2 separate regions of the Homo sapiens genome follow, and region 2 is linked to region 1. Evidence: chromatin loops called from intact Hi-C (ENCODE). Cell type or tissue: CD4-positive, alpha-beta T cell. All regions are shown on one strand. Links, peaks and the distances in the headings refer to the core of each region. The heading gives the core; the rest is flanking DNA. Region 1 overlaps KIF5C (kinesin family member 5C). Region 2 overlaps ORC4 (origin recognition complex subunit 4).

Evidence for each region. Peaks named below come from ENCODE experiments on the same cell type or tissue, not always from the same donor. Only the 100,000 strongest peaks of a DNase experiment are listed, where the experiment ranks them.
Region 2: it touches region 1 in a loop (18-fold over the local background); 27 of 110 quality-filtered maps call a loop at or near these places.

Annotation. Positions count from the first base shown.
Region 1 is chr2:148,984,375-148,993,488 of GRCh38, forward strand. It overlaps KIF5C (kinesin family member 5C), which reads left to right. Exons shown (of 26, transcript NM_004522.3): 16 at 6,636-6,824. Among named protein-coding and RNA genes, the nearest start is that of LYPD6B, 50 kb to the right of the region's middle. In CD4-positive, alpha-beta T cell, for the core only: a CTCF peak has its summit at 5,725 (motif pointing left); a DNase peak (open chromatin) is centred at 5,707.
Region 2 is chr2:147,984,722-147,993,835 of GRCh38, forward strand. The region is part of intron 1 of ORC4 (origin recognition complex subunit 4); the gene reads right to left. It overlaps LOC105373674 (a long non-coding RNA gene), which reads left to right. Exons shown (of 5, transcript XR_007087258.1): 3 at 3,462-3,587; 4 at 5,320-5,450; 5 at 8,256-8,514. Among named protein-coding and RNA genes, the nearest start is that of ORC4, 31 kb to the right of the region's middle. In CD4-positive, alpha-beta T cell, for the core only: CTCF peaks have their summits at 5,300 (motif pointing right) and 5,503; a DNase peak (open chromatin) is centred at 5,280.

The sequences.
Region 1 (9,114 bases), core at 754-8,753:
TTATTAAAGTTTGAGAAGCAAATTTTGTTTTGGTGCCATGGCTCAACAATGTCAAGTTCTCAGGCTTTTTCTCTGTTTCCTTTCTCCTGTCCTCAGCTTGTTTCCTTTTCATAATCCAGAGGATTATGCCTCATGGTAGCAAAATAGCTGCTGTAGTACCAATCATCACATCCTCACTCAACCACATCCAAGGCAGGATGGGCTGAAAAGGCCAACTTCTTTAATCCAGGAGGGAAACATATCCCAGAAGTCCCCAGGAGACATATCCTTACACTTCATTGGCCAGAACTGGATCACATGACCACTCCACATTTCTGGGAAAGCAAAGGGGACTGGGATTACTATAATTGGCATAGACCAATCATGATGAATCCCTTGGGGTTGTACATATTGGTGCTCTTGGTTATTTGTTTATTTATTTATTTATTTATTTTGAGACAAACTTTTGCTTTGTCACCCAGGCTGGAGTGCAGTGGCGCAATCTCAGCTCACTGCAACCTCTGCCTCCTGGGTTCAACCAATTCATGTGCCTCAGTCTGCCGAGTAGCTGGGATTACAGGCATGTGCCACCAGGCCCTGCTAATTTTTTTATTATTATTATTTTTTTAAGTGGAGATGGGGTTTCTCCATATTGGCCAGGCTGGTCTCGAATTCCTGGCCTCAAGTGATTCGCCTGCCTCTGCCTCCCAAAGTGCTGGGAATACAGGCGTGAGCCACCACACCTGGCCATTGGTGCTGTTGACAGCGAGAAAGTAAGAGATGTGGGGATAATAGGGGTGGTATAAAGTTGTCCAGAAACTAGGAATAGAAGGAAGAGATAGAGTTAAAAATGGTATCAGCCCAGAACAGGTAACAATTTGCTGGAATATAGAAAGGCTATTGTTGTTATTAACCAAAAAGACAGGGTAGAGACATTTTTAAAACAAAACAAAAAGCTTTATTGAGGTATAATTTACATAAAGCTGCACATATTTAAAGTATACAGTCTGAGAAATTTTGACGTATGTGTACAGTCATGAAACCATCAGCACCGTTAAGATAATGAATGTCCCCATCTCCCCCAAAAGTATGTGGGGGCAGTTTCTGGTCTCTCTATTTTGTTTCATGGATCAAATCTTCCTGCCAATACCACAATGTTTTGATCACCATAGCTTTATAATAATACAGCATCTTATACAAAGGAGTCATTGATGAATATATGTTGATTTTGTTGAGCTGGGGAATGGTATTACATTGCTTACCTTACATGTCACAATTCCCTGAAACCAAATTCTTTGAATTTAGCCATTTTATCTTTAAAAGGCTGAATTCTACATCAGTCTGCTTAGTGGGGACACTCAGGTCGTGAGCTGGGATTGTTAAATACTGGAAAATGCTCCCAAGATCAGGCTTCCTTTTGTAGACTATTTCTGGGAAATGTTGAAAGCCGTTTTTGGATGGTGTAACAGGTCCCAGCTTAGAGTACATGACCGCTCGTAAATGTAACCATTCTTTCATGGAACCTTTATTGTAACTGATTATTTCATAAATCCTTGTGAATGAATCTAATTCTAGCACAGACTTCTCAGATACTATAGAGTTAATCTTATTAAGCTTCAATTTGGTGATTTTATATTTGAAGATTTAATTTTTTGAACCATACATTGGTGTTGAGCAATAAAATTCGATGTGAGGTGATTAAATGGCCTCACAATATGAAGGTGGAGTTGATATATGGGAAGTTGATGCTTGCTGCTGATAACGATAAAGGAAGAAGGTATTTTTATGCTAAGTTCTAAAATAGAGCTGATGAAAATGCTAATGAAATCAGGAGTGTCTGGGTGCTTCAGTATTGAAAAAAGAGTCTTTACCTTTGGGAATCTGAACTATGATTGAGATTGAGATTGTTTTTAAATACTCAATTGGATATTTTTGAGATTATTTTTGGATTCCAGACATTGGATGTCCTAGTTAATTTCATTGATAGCCATCATTTCTATCATTCTGGTTTTTTTCATATAATTATGAGTTCATCATTAGGGTGATAAGAGCTAAGGGAGTAGTTGTATGACTTTGGATGAGTGACTGTACTTCTTTGGGCTTCATTTTTCTAATTTATAAAATGACAAGATAAGCTCAGACAGTATCAAAAATTGTCGGCTCAGAAATTACTTGACTTCTGCACATTTGTTTTAGATTTATCCTTATAGGTACAGGTACTTTTCTTATTGGTCATGACTATGAATTGATATAGTAATTCTTTTGATATAGGAAAATGAACAGATCAAGGGAATTTGTTTCAGTGGTTTTGTATTTTTATTCCTAAAATGCCATTTAATTTTCACAAGGTCCCTCCTGGTAGGGCTCTGGGATGGGGGAAAAATATGACTATTGGAGCCTTCCCCAGTCCACAGTTCTAGAATATGACAGCTCTGAAAAGCCAGAAAACAGAAAAACCCATATATCCCCAGCTCAATCATGTCTTGAAACATTTCCAGAGTCCAGTCATTTTGTTTCATCAACAAAACAAGATGAGTCCAGCATATAACAAGATGAGCCCAATGTTAACTTTATCGAAGTTTATGAGTGAGCCTTCTCTTCCTTTCATGTACTGGTGGCACTGAACTGTCAACAGAAGTATGATGAGGTCCATACATTTGGAAAGGAGAGCTTTATTTTTCATAATGGGTTGCAGCCTGCAGGGTGGCCACTCTTACAGGTTGGGAAGTGTAGCCTTTGGCCAGAAGCCAGAAAGAAGCACTTTGAGGATGGGAAGAATGACAGGGACTTATGTTTTTCACAGGGTGGCCAAATAAACTTATTCAACAGGTTACAGGAGGAGCTATGAAGATTCATGAAGGAGTGGCATGTGCATGTGTAGTAGGAAAACATGTATGCAACATGGGTCCCATGTTCACTTTTATTTGGAGACTTAACATTTAAATGTATTATAATTAGGCCCTGTACATCAAAGGGTGAAGCAGAGGATATGAAGGCTGTGTGCAGCCTTAGTAGCCTGGCCAGAACCAGAACCACTTCATGGTTGGTGGTCTCTCGTTGGGGAAGGAACTTTGGTTGGTGGTTGTGTTGAAATTGCAAAAGAGAGGGGCAGGGGCAGGCTGTGGTTATCAGCAGTGAAGCAGTGGAGTGAATATTTCAAAAGGGCTGGCTTCTGTTTAACCCTTGGGGAAGAAAGCCTAATGCTGATTGGCGAGGGAGGGTGTATGACCAGGCGTTTCCAACTTCCCAATCTGTCCTGGGCTGGAACTCGGTATTTAACATTTCTCTGGGGTCTCCTTGGCCACGAGGGGGTCTGTTCAGTCATTCGGGGGGTTAGGATTTTATTTGTATTTCTTGGGGCCTACCTTACCTTGCTACCTTCAAAGGAATTTAGCCAGAACCTGAATAGAAGTTGAGGTAGAGTAAATGAACTGAATTGGACTGGCTGCCTTATTTTCTTTTGGCCCACACTGACTTCTTTTTGTCCCATTCTAACTTTTATGACTTTAAATGTGAACATGCACCTTACTTACCTTGGGTGTGGCCTAGGAATGGCAGTAGTTCATCATCGTGCACAGCCACTCCATGCTTGAGAGATGGGGGTAGGGAGGTGGAGAGGTAGGGATGACTCCCTGTATAGGCAGGTAGAAGCAGCAGGCCACATCTTCCATAGATTTCATGACGGTGTGGTCTTTTCTCCTGGGTTGGTCATTGATACTGGATCCCATGGTCTAGTATGTACTACTGGGGGCATTATCAGACTCTGGGACAGTTATAAATAAAATTTCAGCAGCAAACTGATTTTTTTTTTTTTTAAATAACAGTGTCCTGAAATTACTGGAAACTTTTGAACATGAAACCACTAAATATATGAACTTTGTAGTGGTAAGAAACCTCACAGTTAAAACCCCTTTGTTAGGGGTATTGTTTTTATCCATCAGGCACAAACTCAAAATCTCCTTTTAGATCTCCAAGGACAGGAACTGGCTTCAGAAGTTATAGCTCTGGTTTGGGAGAAGAAATGTCTAGCTCTTATTTTGGAGGAAGCCCATCTTTATACATATCTATATTTTTACTCTTCCTCAATTTACATGGGATCTAGGCATAAAAGACAAAGTGTCCTACTTTGACAGACCTGGAAAAGAAGAGGAATTCATTCTCTTCCCAGGGTGCCAGAGCTTCTGGCTCAGCAGCGTTTTCCTACCAGGAGCTGGTGTAGGCTGTGAATTCCATGTGGAAGAGATGGGTTTTACTTTGTCTTTCTGCAGAGGCTGGACAAGATGTAAGATACACCTGGTCAGGCTCAGGAAGGTGTTTCTCATCCTTCTCCTACACTGGACTAAAGACAGTGGCAGAACACACTCAACTTAAAGATTGCATGCTTTTCTCACCCAGTGTCTCCATGCCATTAGAATAGAAAAGGAATATAGTGAGGAGTGGTTTTGGTAGGCAGATCTTTGGCAGTCGGAAGTAAAATGGGTTTAACAAGGACCTCCATGAAGGTAGAGTCAGAAATAGATACTTGTCAATTTTCTTGCTGTTGACATACATTCTGCAGTATTGTTGACACTGGAGTCACTTGACATGTACTATTGTTGAACTTTTTTAATTTTTAATTTTTATTTCAGTAGGTTTTTGGAGGACAGGTGGTGTTTGGTTACATGGATAAGTTCTTTAGTGGTGATTTCTGAGATTTTGGTGCACCCATCACCTAAGCAGTGTACACTGTACCCAGTGTGTGCTCTTTTATCCCTCACCCCACTTCCCACCCTTTCTTCCAAGTCCCCAAAGTCCATTGTATCATTCGTATGCCTTTGTGTCCTCATAGCTAGCTCCCACTTATGAGTGAGAATATACGATGTTTGGTTTTCCATTCTTGAGTTATTAATACTTCACTTAGAATAATAGTCTCCAATTCCACCCAGGTTGCTCCGAATGCCACTATTCCATTCCTTTTTATGGCTGGGTAGTATTCCATGATTTTACACACACACACACACACACACACACACACACCACATTTTCTTTATCTACTCATTGACTGATGGGCATTTGGGCTGGTTCCATATTTTTGCAATTGCAAATTGTGCTGCCGTAAACATGCACGTCTTTTTCATGTAATGACATCTTTTCTTTGGGTAGATACCCAGTAGTGGGATTGCTGGATTGAGTGGCATATCTACTTTTAGTTCTTTAAAGAATCTCCACACTGTTTTCCATAGTGGTTGTACTAGTTTACGTTCCCACCAGCAGTGTAAAAGCATTCCCTGTTCATCACTTCCATGCCAACATCTATTTTTTTTTATTTTTTTTATTATGGCCATTCTTGCAGAAGCAAGGTGGTTTCACATTGTGGTTTTGATTTGCATTTCACTGATAATTAATGATGTTGAGCCTTTTCTATATGTGTGTTGGCTATTTATATTGTTGTTGAATTCTTATGGTAAGGTTGATGCCAAACTACAGGCACTCAGCAGTTTCTAGTGTACTTCATATTTGCTACCAAATTTCAGGGCTGATACCTGGTTCCATTTTTTTAGCCCTCAAATGTTTACTGAACAGATAGTGATATGATGAGTGAATGACATCAATAACGACATAGGTGGGCACTCAGAGTGTACTGTGGAACATCAAAAAACCACGGTTGGAGTCATTGTCTTTCAACCAGTGGAAGCCTGTGTTTCTGCGCTGGATTCTGGACAGGGCTCTTTGTTTTCTCTTAAGGTGCTAGGCTGCACTCTGGTGGCTAAACAAAATATGCACACAGTTACTTGCTCATTTGGTCAATTGCTCTTAAAGACCATGTTTGCATTTCAGCGGATGGGTTTCTATCCCAAGTAGCTTGCTTCAACTTTTGTTTCAAGTAGAGCTTTGAAACTTAGAAACTAAATATAGATCATGCGGGAATGCTGGCTGTCAGAATCTTCTTTTCTAAGGTGGATTTAGACTGTTGTTCTCAGATGATCTTAAATAATGAGCTAGATTACTGTCTGTTTGGAAGGAACAGGTGTGAAAAGGCAAAGGAAAATAGACTGGTAGTAGTAATGAAAAGTTATGCTGAGAAACCTTCATCAAGAAGCCCTTTGGTAATTCATAGTACATTCTTATTTATTCGATTTTCTGTTTAATTGAGGACTACATAGAAACACCTTTTTATTTCAATCCTTGTTTATAGAAACATATTCAAGGCATTACACTACTTGTCTACCTGAATAAGCACACTATAGAGAACATTAATGAAGTTTTGATTTGAGTTTTTATAGGAATTCAGCATCACCTTTCGGAGCATTGGGTGTCGCTGCTGTTACAGAGATGTAAGGTGTAAGACATTGAATGGAATACCTTTTTGAAGTTATCTCCTTTTAAAAATCTTCAGTGTTTCTTCTTATGCTGTCATTTCTCTTTCTAAAAATTGATGGTAATGAAAAACCTAGTTAATTGAGGATTATATTTAGTAGGGGGTTTCAACTGAAAGTTTCACCTGAGGTGTAGGAGAACTTGGGGTTGAATGTTTAGTACTTTCCGCTTGTCCTTTAATTAGGATTCTGAACCAGAAATCCATGGACACCTTGGGGATCCAGGGGCAGGTTTCCAGGGAGTCCGTGAACCTATGGAAATTGTGGGCAACATTTGAGTGTGTCCCCTTCTTTGCTCAGTTGGCAGATGTGAATGGAGTCATTGAGGAGGAGTTTACCATGGCCCGCCTGTACATCAGCAAGATGAAGTCAGAGGTCAAGTCCCTGGTGAACCGCAGCAAACAGCTCGAGAGCGCCCAGATGGACTCCAACAGGAAGATGAATGCCAGCGAGCGGGAGCTGGCAGCCTGCCAGCTGCTCATCTCCCAGGTGGGCCCTTCCCTTCCCCATCATTGCACTCTTGTTGTCTTGAGATCTGCTCCCTCCATGCCCTTGCTGGTGCTGATGGTGCACCTTAGGCTTAGTTGAGGGACTGCTTTGTGTAAGCTTGGCCTCCCCAGGTGATGGCAGCCCAGGTCTATTCCTAGGGCTACATTTTGTTGTGTGAAATAGATGAATTCTGTTGAGTCCGTTCCCTTTTTCGAGGATATATCTATCTACCCATCCATAGATGGATGGCTAGCTAGCTAATGAATGTAAAAGATTGGGTGGAATCTCTAAAACTCCTGTAAGTAAGGCAATATTCCCTCATCTTTTAATCTCTACCATAGGTCCACTTTAATATGGAAAAACAGAAACTACTACTAATAGTAGTAGTAGCAGGTGGCATTTTATTGAGTGTTTACTATGTACCATACACTGTGCTAAGTACTTCACATGCATTTTCTCACTTAATCTGAAAAAAATCCTGGTAGGCAGGTTTTATTATTATTCCTCAGATAGGCAGCTGAGATTTAGACTAAATGTCTGTCCAAACACCTACAGCCCGTGAATGACAGAGCTAGGACTCAAAAAAATGTGTGTGAACCCAAAACCCATGTCTTCAAGGGCTTTTCAAGCCCGAGGGTACATTTCACTTGCCTATTGAGTAAGGCTGCTCTTCTTCCTATTGGAGTGGCATTTTCAGTTTAATAAGGTAGCTTCAGAAAACAGCAACCCAGTTTCTGGGCTACCACTGATATCTGAGCTTGGTATTTGGGTCTGACGTTTCCAGGAGGGGTCTAGTTGTATACTACTTGCTGCTTTATGCCAGGCATTAAAATAGGCTGTCATTTGGAGTAAACAGGAAACAGATACCAACATGGATTGGTGTGTCAAATAATACTGAGGCGGACAAAAGCACACTTTATTCTGGTATGCTTTTAACCATAATAATGTGTAATCATAGAAACATCTCCAACCTCTCTGTCTAAAATGGATCCACAAGGTTCCATTTTATAACCAGCATAATAAGCAGAAATGTATTGAAAAGATTATTCAGTGCTAATATGTGATAGTAAAATTGATATATTCATACATTGTTGATAAAAGTATAATTTGGTCAGTCCTTTTGGGAAGCACCGTGGAAATCAGAAACCATAAAAATGTAAGTATAATTTAGTCCAGTAATTTCACTGACAGTATTTTTCATTGTTAATGAAAATGAAAAAAATTTATTTCATATGGTATTCTCATTTCCTGATTAAAAATATTAAAAGCTTTTATGCAAGGTATTGAAGACAGTGTTATTTTGCATTATAATAAAATAAATTGCCCAAATATCCATTGATAGACTAATAAGATAAAGTTACATGGAATAATATTATGCAGCTCTTATAAAAAATGTAAAAACCTAGCCATTGGGAAAGTCTAATGGTATAAAGTTAAGTGAAAATGAAAATGCTGAGTTGGATTTATATTGTGCTTTGCATTCCTGCAGCTAAGACCAGGAATATCAGGGGGAAATAGTCCATAGATTGGTTTATGGTTTACACCACTTTTTCTGGATTTGCTTTAGAACTTTATTTTTTTATGATTATATAGTTGTTATTTATAAAAAATTAAAATAAAAATGATATGCATTAGGCAACAGTGTACCTCATCTGTGATTTCTAGGTCATCTATGATACCAAAAGCATGTGTTTTGGCCAGCCTGCCTCTAACATTTCGGGGCCAAGGCAAGGGTACTCATGGAGACCCCATGGCCTGCAGCCCACCCTCTTCTCTTTCAAGCTGGACATACCAGCTCCATGTCCAACTCCCTTTTGCACCCGGTGTGAACTGATGGAACTGTTAGATGCCGGCTGCCATTTGTTTAAATGGGTGAGGAAGAGGTAGTGCCAGCCCTGGCCTTCAGACCTGGAGTAGGAAGTTTCTAGGTCCCCAGTACTCTGAGGGTGGTCTATAGGGGACATAGGTTCAGATGGACATGTTCCTTTGGCCTGTGAACTCTTTGCTTAGTGGAGTAGGGTGTAGCCAGAGGAGGGCCCAGTGGGGTGCTCTGAATCGTCCAGGTCTCAGACTGACACTGACTTTGCTGTATGAGATCAGAGTCGAGAATATTATGATGTGTTGAGTTTAAAGAGTACCTGTTCTAAAGTTCTCTTTCTGCATCAGCAACAAACACAGCTTCCATTAGGTGGAGGTTTGCACTCTGCTACAATTCATGCATAGCAAAGATTCGACCATTATTTCCTGAGGTTCAAAAGTAACAGAAACCATGGCTGTTTATATTCTGATG
Region 2 (9,114 bases), core at 394-8,393, 1.0 Mb before region 1:
TCTAAATTGCCTATGTGCATTTCCCCATGACAGTAAGTCCCCTACAATCTATACCTTTACAAAGGAAGGGATGAATTCTGAAATATATTCACTGACCACTACTTACTGTATCTGTATTTGAAATTTTATAGTTACATGCTAACTAAAGCAGGATGACTAAATAATCTCAAGACTCAATCACATGTATATTCATACTCCCATTTTTCAACTGAGGTGGCTTATTTATTGTAATTCTCCATTCCTATGCTTTCCAAGGGTTGCTTGTTGATAAATTCTAAAAATTATGAAGTACATCCTTTACTGCTCTTGAGGTTTCATGAGTACTTATAACTCTTCTTTCTCATGATGCCTTCCTCAGATCCAAACCCTCACTCAGAGCCTCTTTGTCTACCACACTGATTCTGCATAATGTATTTTAGACTAACTCTGTTTGGCCAACAATAATGATAACTATTCAGTAAACTCTCTGTTTTTTTTGTTTTTTTGTTTTTTTGAGACAGAGTCTCGCTCTGTTGCCCAGGCTGGAGTGCAGTGGCGCTATCTCGGCTCACTGCAAGCTCCACCTCCCGGGTTCACACCATTCTCCTCCCTCAGCCTCCTGAGTAGCTGGGACTACAGGCGCCTGCCACCATGCCCGGCTAATTTTTTGTATTTTTAGTAGAGACGGGGTTTCACCATGTTAGCCAGGATAGTCTCGATTTCCTGACCTCGTGATCCGCCTGCCTCGGCCTCCCAAGGTGCTGGGATTACAGGCGTGAGCCACCGTGCCCAGCCTTAGTAAACTCTCTTAACATCTAAAGACAGAATTAGAAAATAGCTGACACTAACAACTTATTCCTACATATAGCTCAATAGCCATTCAGATGTCAAATGTTTTCCTACCTTAGAAATAGAACATAAAAGCCCTCCATTTAGTTTGCACAACTAACTTAAGCTCCTCATCTTAGGTTAGTTCTAATCACTGTTTTTTAGACTAACATAATCCTAAACTTTGTGGGAGAAGCAACCTGGATGAACTCCTGGTGACAGTCCTTCATGTCAAATTTGAAGTTTGGTCAATTTACCAAATACCTCTCTGCTTGCTGACTAGCAATGGTATACAATGACCTGCCCAAGATGACATAGCTTACTTAACAGCAGCAGTAGCTGTTAGGTCTATTGACTCCCAATCAGAGGTTGGTTAGTCTCAACTGGCATGAAAAAAAACCCTGCAAACATCAGAAAGTTCATCAAAATCATCACTGGGCTTTTCTTTAGGAGACAAAACATAGCAGAGGAATACATTCTGAAAGAACACGGTTATTATAACAGATGTTCAATACCAACAATTCACTTCTCTTTGAATGTCTATGTGTACAATTTGTATTTTTTTCTGTACACATCTTTATTTTTAAGATCATAAACTTTCTTCCCATCGCTAAAAAGGAATACATGTTTCGTACAGAAACTCTGGAATTTTAATTAGGAATTGTGCAGATAAAATGGTAAAAAATGGAATCAGAGAATCTTTCTCCTCTAATAAAACAAAACAAAAAACTGTTAAACAGAAATACTTTAGCAGTAACTAAACAAAGAGACAAGTTAATAATAAACAAGCCTAGAAAATTCTACAGGAGTTCTCCATAGTTCCTAACTTTAACCTCACTCTTAAAAGCTATACTTGCATCAATAAAATCTCCTAAACTCTCATCAATGTATCAAATATGAAAAGAAGAAAACTGATAAAAACTGTAATTCAATTATTAAATTTCAAGCCTAAAAAAAAGAATTCACTGGGACTCAGCCTGAAAAACACCTACAAGGGAGAAAAAAATGCTAAAATATGGTGTCATAATATCTACAAAGTTCTGAGAGAGAGACCAAGACTCATACCTAGCAAAGATGTCACTCACATATAAAGGTAACAGGTATAGCCTTATCAAATAAGAATGAACTTATTTAGTACACAGAGCCAATAAAGCCTTGTGTGGAGTGTGTGTGTTGCAGGAGGATATGGGGAACTCAATGACAAAATCCAGCCAACTAAAGCATAATTAAAAACACAATTTTATACAGACACACACACACATACACACACACACACACACACACACTAGTGACCTTTGAATCCACTAAAATAAAAAACTAAAACCAAAAAAAGGTAAATAATTATAGTAGCAGGTGGAAACATAAGTCGTTACACAGTGAAAATAATCATTCAACAAAAAAATGAAAAAAAAGTGGCATGAATGCATACGGTTGCTAATTTCATTCTTCAGAGTAGAAAGAAAATGTCTAAACTTAAAACATGAAGTGTAAAAAAGGAACTTAAAACTATTTTTTTTTTAGACCCAGGGTCTCACTGTATTGCACAAGCTGGATTTGAATTCCTGGGCTCAAGAGATCCTTCCGTCTCAGCCTCCTAAGTAGCTGGGTCAACACCTTGAGCAGCTTGAAACTTTTTTTAACCTAAGATTGAGATCTTTAAAAAAAAAAAAATCTCTTGGGTTTAATAAATATCTAAAGTCCAGCAATTCCTATAATTTTTATTAGGTTAAAAATGTGGCCTGCCTACACACACACATACTTTTTCAACCAAAATGGGCTCTATTTCATAATATTTGTCATTTAAAAGAACAAGAACTTTCCATATATAGATATATATATGTGTGTGTGTGTGTGTATATATATACACACACACACACACACACAAAAAGTAACATATTTTAAATTATTTTTTCTACAGCTACCATAAGGTAAAAAACAAAAATAAGAATTAGTGGATCAAATTGTTTAAGAAAAAGAACCATGTACCTCAGCTGGATAATCAAAAGTACTCTAGTATTATGAGCATCTTACTAGTAATTACGACGCCAGGAGCTGTAACACTGTGTACCCAAAAAAAAGCATTTAAGGAGAAAACAGGTGTGAACATGTCCGATTTATTTAGTTTCAAAGTTGTCCAAGCACAGGTCAAAGAGGTAACAACAAACAATTTTTCCTATCTTTCATATAAATGGTCAGTAAGGTGGCTGGTGCAAAATAACCCTCTGGAATAAGAAAGTATTGTAGGCTGGGCACAGTGGCTCCCACCTGTAATCCCAGCACTTTGGGAGGCCGAGGCGGGCAGATCATGAGGTGAGGAGATCGAGACCATCCTGGCTAACATGATGAAACCCCATCTCTACTAAAAATACAAAAAATTAGCCAGGTGTGGTGGCCGGCGCCTATAGTCCCAGCTACTTGGGAGGCTTAGGCAGGAGAATGGTGTGAACCCGGGAGGCGGAGCTTGCAGTGAGCCAAGATAGAGCCACTGCACTCCAGCCTGGGCAACAGAGCGAGACTCTGTCTCAAAAAAAAAAAAAAAAGAAAGTATTGTAATATGTTTACCTATAAATATCTATCCAAAAAATAAGAGCTAAATTAAACTTAACTAATATTTAATATATACATTGACAAATTTTACTTGGTCTCTGTATCAGCAGGTCAAGTCATGTTACTCAACCCAGACGCCCTAAGGAAAGGGAAGAGTTCAAGATCAATAACAAGAAGGGGTTCCGAGTGGCACCATCACATATTCATTTACTGTCAGCTCATTAATACACAATGTAGGTATATGAATCCAGTTTGGAGACATTACTGAATCCAGCTGACTTACTGAATTTTTTTTTTTTTTTGAGACAGAATCTCGCTCTGTCGCCCTGGTGGGAGTGCAAGGTTGCAATCTTGGCTCACTGCAACCTCCGCCTCCTGGGTTCAAGCTATTCTCCTGCCTCAGGAGATAGGAGCTGGGATTACAGGCATGTGCCACCATGCCTGGCTAATTTTTGCATTTTTAGTAGAGATGGGGGTTTCACCATGTTGGCCAGGCTGGTCTCGAACTCCTGACCTCAAGTGATCCACCCACCTTGGCCTCAGTTGGGATTACAGGCCTGAATCACCACGCCCAGCCTCACTTGCTGAATTTAAAGATGTTATTATTTTTAAAATGTAAGTGAAATAATCTCAGCTGTTCCAACTGCAGCTTTTTCCTGGAATGAAAAATGGCTGCCTGTCAACAGCATGCTGCTTAGTAAATAAAAAACAAAAAGCAAAAAAAAAAAAAAGATTTACTTCATCTGGAATTTTAAAATAAAAGTAGGAAAGAAACTGCTTTTTAGAAGAAATTTGTGTTATAGGGCATTTTGAAAATGTTTCCAACACTGATTTTATAGCCAAAAATTAGGTGTTACCTATAAAAATTCTCATATCTATACACTTAAAACATTTATAAACATAACTTTTTATTCTATTCACAAATATTTCTGTAAATAATGTAAGTTTTATATGTGTTGACCTAAAAGGAAAGAAGTTGAGGCAAAATTAATAACATACATAGAGAGTTCATTTGAGCCAAGCTTGAGGGTTGCAACCAAGGAGCATAAATTCAAGTTGCCCTGAATATGCTCATTAGCAGCAGTAACAAGTAGATTTTTAAAGAGAAAAAGAAAAATAAAAAGGCACGCTCTGAGTTGTTCACCAAGAATCTACATTAAAATAACAAACTATCCATTGGCTACAGAGTGGCAGGGGGTAGGGAGTTGGGGTGGAGTATGGGGGCATAACTGAAGTCCCATACTACTCACATCTCTCTGGGCCTGCATACCTCAGAGCTCAGACTGTTCTGAGCATTTTTTGTTTTCTCATACCCATTTGTTAAAAATATAAAAACATACCACTTTTCGGCTGGGCGCAGTGGCTCACACCTGTTATACCAGCACTTTGGGAGACTGAGGTGGGCAGATCACTTGAGGTCAGGAGTTTGAGACGAGCCTGGCCAACATGGTGAAACTCCATCTCTACTAAAAATACAAAAATTAGCCAGGTGTGGTGGCACGTGCCTGTAATCCCAGCTACTCAGGAGACTTGAGGCAGGAGAACTGCTTGAACCCAGGAGGCGGAGGTTGCAGTGAGCCAAGATCGCCAACACTGCACTCCCACCAGGGCAATAGGGCGAGACTCATCTCAAAAACAACAACAATAGGAACAACAACAACAAGAAACAAAAACCATGCACCACTTTCCAAGAACACTAATTTATATCAAGTTTTTCTTAGTTTGGAATAAGAACTAACACATCAAGAGAAGATGAAATTGGCTAACAACTCCTACAAAAACCTTGGTAAAATTAGTGGATGAGACTAGAAAATATAATTCAAAAATACACAAATGATCATGTATTATTTTCTCTAATACCCTTACTTTGAGGCAAAACCTTACAGCTCCAGCAGATGGGGGCATTACTTTGTGAAAAGAACTCTTAGTAAATTAAAAAGATGTTTAATACTGCTTTCTTTCCAGATGGTGGCAGAAGAAAACACCGAAAACAATACCACTACCCCACTCCCTTTATTAGAAAAAAGTTAAAATACAAATTCTATTACTGTTTACCTAGGACCTAACTTCACACGGCTGACATTTCTCAAAGATAGGTAAGTATGGACAAAATTTCAGAACTTTGCCTCTCTTCAGTTCGATAAAATGTTCTTGATTTGCTAGCTAAACAGTCAAATAACGTAAAATGAAAGGTATTTTAGGAGAAATTTGAAGGTGGTTTCCATGTTTTGTTACTGTCCTTTGAGATGAAACTGAGGCAAGAAAAATACATTTAAGCTGTTTTTCAGTCCATCAGAATTAGTTTTCATTCTTTTTTCTCCCCCAGTTGGATTGTTTGTACAGAGGTAAAGATTAAAATAGAGTTAAAAGAATGGTTGAGTGTGGGGAGAAATAAGGGCCAATACTGATATATATTCCAAGTTAGAAAATAAGTAAACTCTGTTAGTTCTTCCTAAAGAGATCAGCTCAAAAATGCTATCTATATCAAGTTGGGGCACAGCCTCTGGTGAGATGTTTCCTTGAGTTCTCCAGAGCTGAAGAATAATTCCACACAAATCAACTTTTGGACCACAGGTGAATAAACCATGGTAATTACTGACAGTTTTGTAAAATCTTTTTTTCCTCCTCATTTGTTGCCAGTGAATATTAAAAGGACACAATTTACTTAAGGACACATTCAGATTAAATGATTCCAAGGTTTGATAACCTTTAGTTAAGTAATATGATGCCATGATATTTTCTCATTGATATTAAAATGAAGAAAAATATTTTATAATGTCTTGGTACTTAAACTGATTAAATAATTGAAAAGGCTTGCAATTCTCCAGAAAAGCCATGTTCTCTCTAACCTCTGAATTTCAGTAATCTTCACTAGTACATGGCAGTATGTCTGGAATCATATATACACAGACACACACAACCACACATACATATATATACACACATATGAATATAAACGTATATACATATATATCTTTTTTTTTTTTTTTTGAGCTGGACTTTCACTCTGTCGCCTGGCTGGAGTGCAGTGGCACCATCTCAGCTCACTGCAACCTCCACCTCCAGGGTTCAAGCGATTCTCCTGCCTCAGCCTCCTGAGTAGCTGGGATTACAGGCATGCGCCACCACGCTCGGCTAATTTTTGTATTTTTAGTAGAGATGGGGTTTCACCATATTGGCCAGGCTGGTCTCGAACTCCTGACCTGGTGATCCGCCCACCTCAGCCTCCCAAAGTGCTGCTGGGATTACAGGCGTGAGCCACTGCACCCCATACATATATATCTTTTAATAAGTGTACTTACTTTATAAAGTACCTATTAGAGCCTTGATATTCATGAATAAGCCAATAAAGTTGTTTTCAAGAACATGGGAGGTAAATAGTTATGAAATAAACAACCCCCAGAAGGATAATCAGAGAGTTAATACTATGATATGTTCAGTAAAGAAAGACATTTAGAAATTACTACAGTTGGCCGGGCATGGTGGCTCACACCTGTAATCCCAGCACTTTGGGAGGCTGAGGCGGGTGGATCACCTGAGTTCAGGAGTTTGAGACCAGACTAGACAACATGGTGAAACCCCGTCTCTACTAAAAATACAAAATTAGCCAGGTGTCGTGGTGCGTACCTGTAATCCCAGATACTCGGGAAGCTGAGACAGGAGAATCGCTTGAACCGGGGAGGCGGAGGCTGCAGTAAGCGGAGATTGCACCACTGCACTCCAACCAGGGCAAGACAGAGCAAGACTCCGTCTCACAAAATGAAAAAAAGACATTACTACAGTTGTTTTGATTATTAACCATGGAATACACCTTGTAAATGATACAAAGTATCAATTCTGCAGTAGTGTTGATGAATGAATAAAAAAGAAATACTAGTTGGAGGACTTCTTTAAAGTATACGTCTTAAAATGCATTTACTTCTGAATTATATAGGCTAACAAAAGAACTAACACAAATTTGCAACGTATTTAGAAATCCTTTAGAAGCTTTGGAAATGCATTATATGATCTTACTGGCACTGACATAACTACATCTTAAATATTATAGTGATCAACAGTAGTCTATGTTCTCTGAGCACATGGAAGTAGGCTACCTTCAGGATTTAAGCTTGTGAATCCAAGCTAATGTGTTTAATTGGATGGATAAATAGTATAAGGGCGACAGACACTTGAATCAACGAAAACTTTTTTTTGTTTTTGGTTTAAGAGATGGGGCTTCCCTCTGTCAACTAGGGCAGTGGCACGATAATAGCTCACTGAAGTCATGAACTCCTGGCCTCAAGCAATCCTCCTGACTCAGCCTCCTAAATAGCTGGGATTACAAGTGTGAGGTACTGCCCCTGACAAAAATATCATTTTTGTGAAGGATGGTTGCATTATATGGGACACAAGATTTAAGACTAGGGCACTAAAATTGGTGGGTGAGAAGGCACATGTAGACAAATTTTCCTTGAAAAGCCCCAAACTACACATAAATTACAGAACTGTACTTTCTTGCAATATCAATTACTTCAGGGTATATGTTCATTTGAGAAGAATAATGAATAGAATACTGTCCACTATTCAAATAAATTTTTCCTTTGCCACGTTTACAGACTTGAGTTTACTTAAATGTAAGTATGATACTGCTAGGGCTAAGGAAATGATACTCCAAAATAAAGTCCTCCAAAGCAGCTCTCTCTGACCATCTCCTAACTTCCTGTCTCTGGCCTCTCATTCTCCTGAGGCTAGCCACTGAAACTACCATCCCTCGTCCCCAAGGTAGTCCACAGAAACCAGAACTCCCTTTCCCCAAAGCCAGCCACAGAACCTAAATATATTACTCTAATGTTCCCTGCCCTCATCTTTCTGTGTAAAAACTAACTATAAAGACATATCTGACCTATTCTGTTTGATTGTAGGTCATAGGATCCCCATTCCAGAAAGGGTGCTGTTCCATACCCGGAAGGAAAGAATGCTGCACAGAGAGGCCAAGAAGAATCTATACAGACAGGCAGGCCTTGCTGGGTTTCCCCACTCAGTATATGGCTGTCCAGACTTTGCTGAACCTAAGCATACCAATGGGCAGTTTTCTCCTATATCTTTAGGTCTTTATTCTGAAGGCTCCCATGTCACGTAACACCAAGATCAAATAAAATCATATGCCCTTTCTCCTATTAATCTGCCTTTTTTCAGCTGATTTTCAAAGAACCTTCAGAGGCTGAAAGGGAAGTTTTTTCTTGGCCCCTACAATATGCTACAACTCCAGTAAGTTAATTAGTAAATATTAAACTATTTTTGGAAGGAAAAAAAACTGAAAATAACATTGCTTTAGAGATAAATTATTTAAGAATTGCTAGAAATTACCCTAGAAATTATCCTAGAAAAATCTTAAAATTTTCCCTAAAAACTTTTAGGAATAATACATTGTTTCTAATGAGACCCTTCAGCTTATGCAAAAAGCACAGGAGACTAAATTCTAGAGTCAACGAAACGATATTCTCCAATTCTGTTTTGCTAATGAATATGTTGTCCATCCCCCCATCAGCATGCTTAGGTAATCTTGCAAGGATAAATGGAAATGTCAGTTGACATTTACAATGAAATAGGATTTTTAGACAGTTGTGCTTTTTGGGTGGGAAAAGGAGAGCTAAAAATTAGGGGGTTGGGGGCTTAAAAAAGACAGCATTATATGGCTTAGAACTTTGGTACCCTACCTTCATCCTTTTCTGCAATCCCTTTTACTCCCCAAAGTTAAAAGGCTATCAATGGGACAATAAT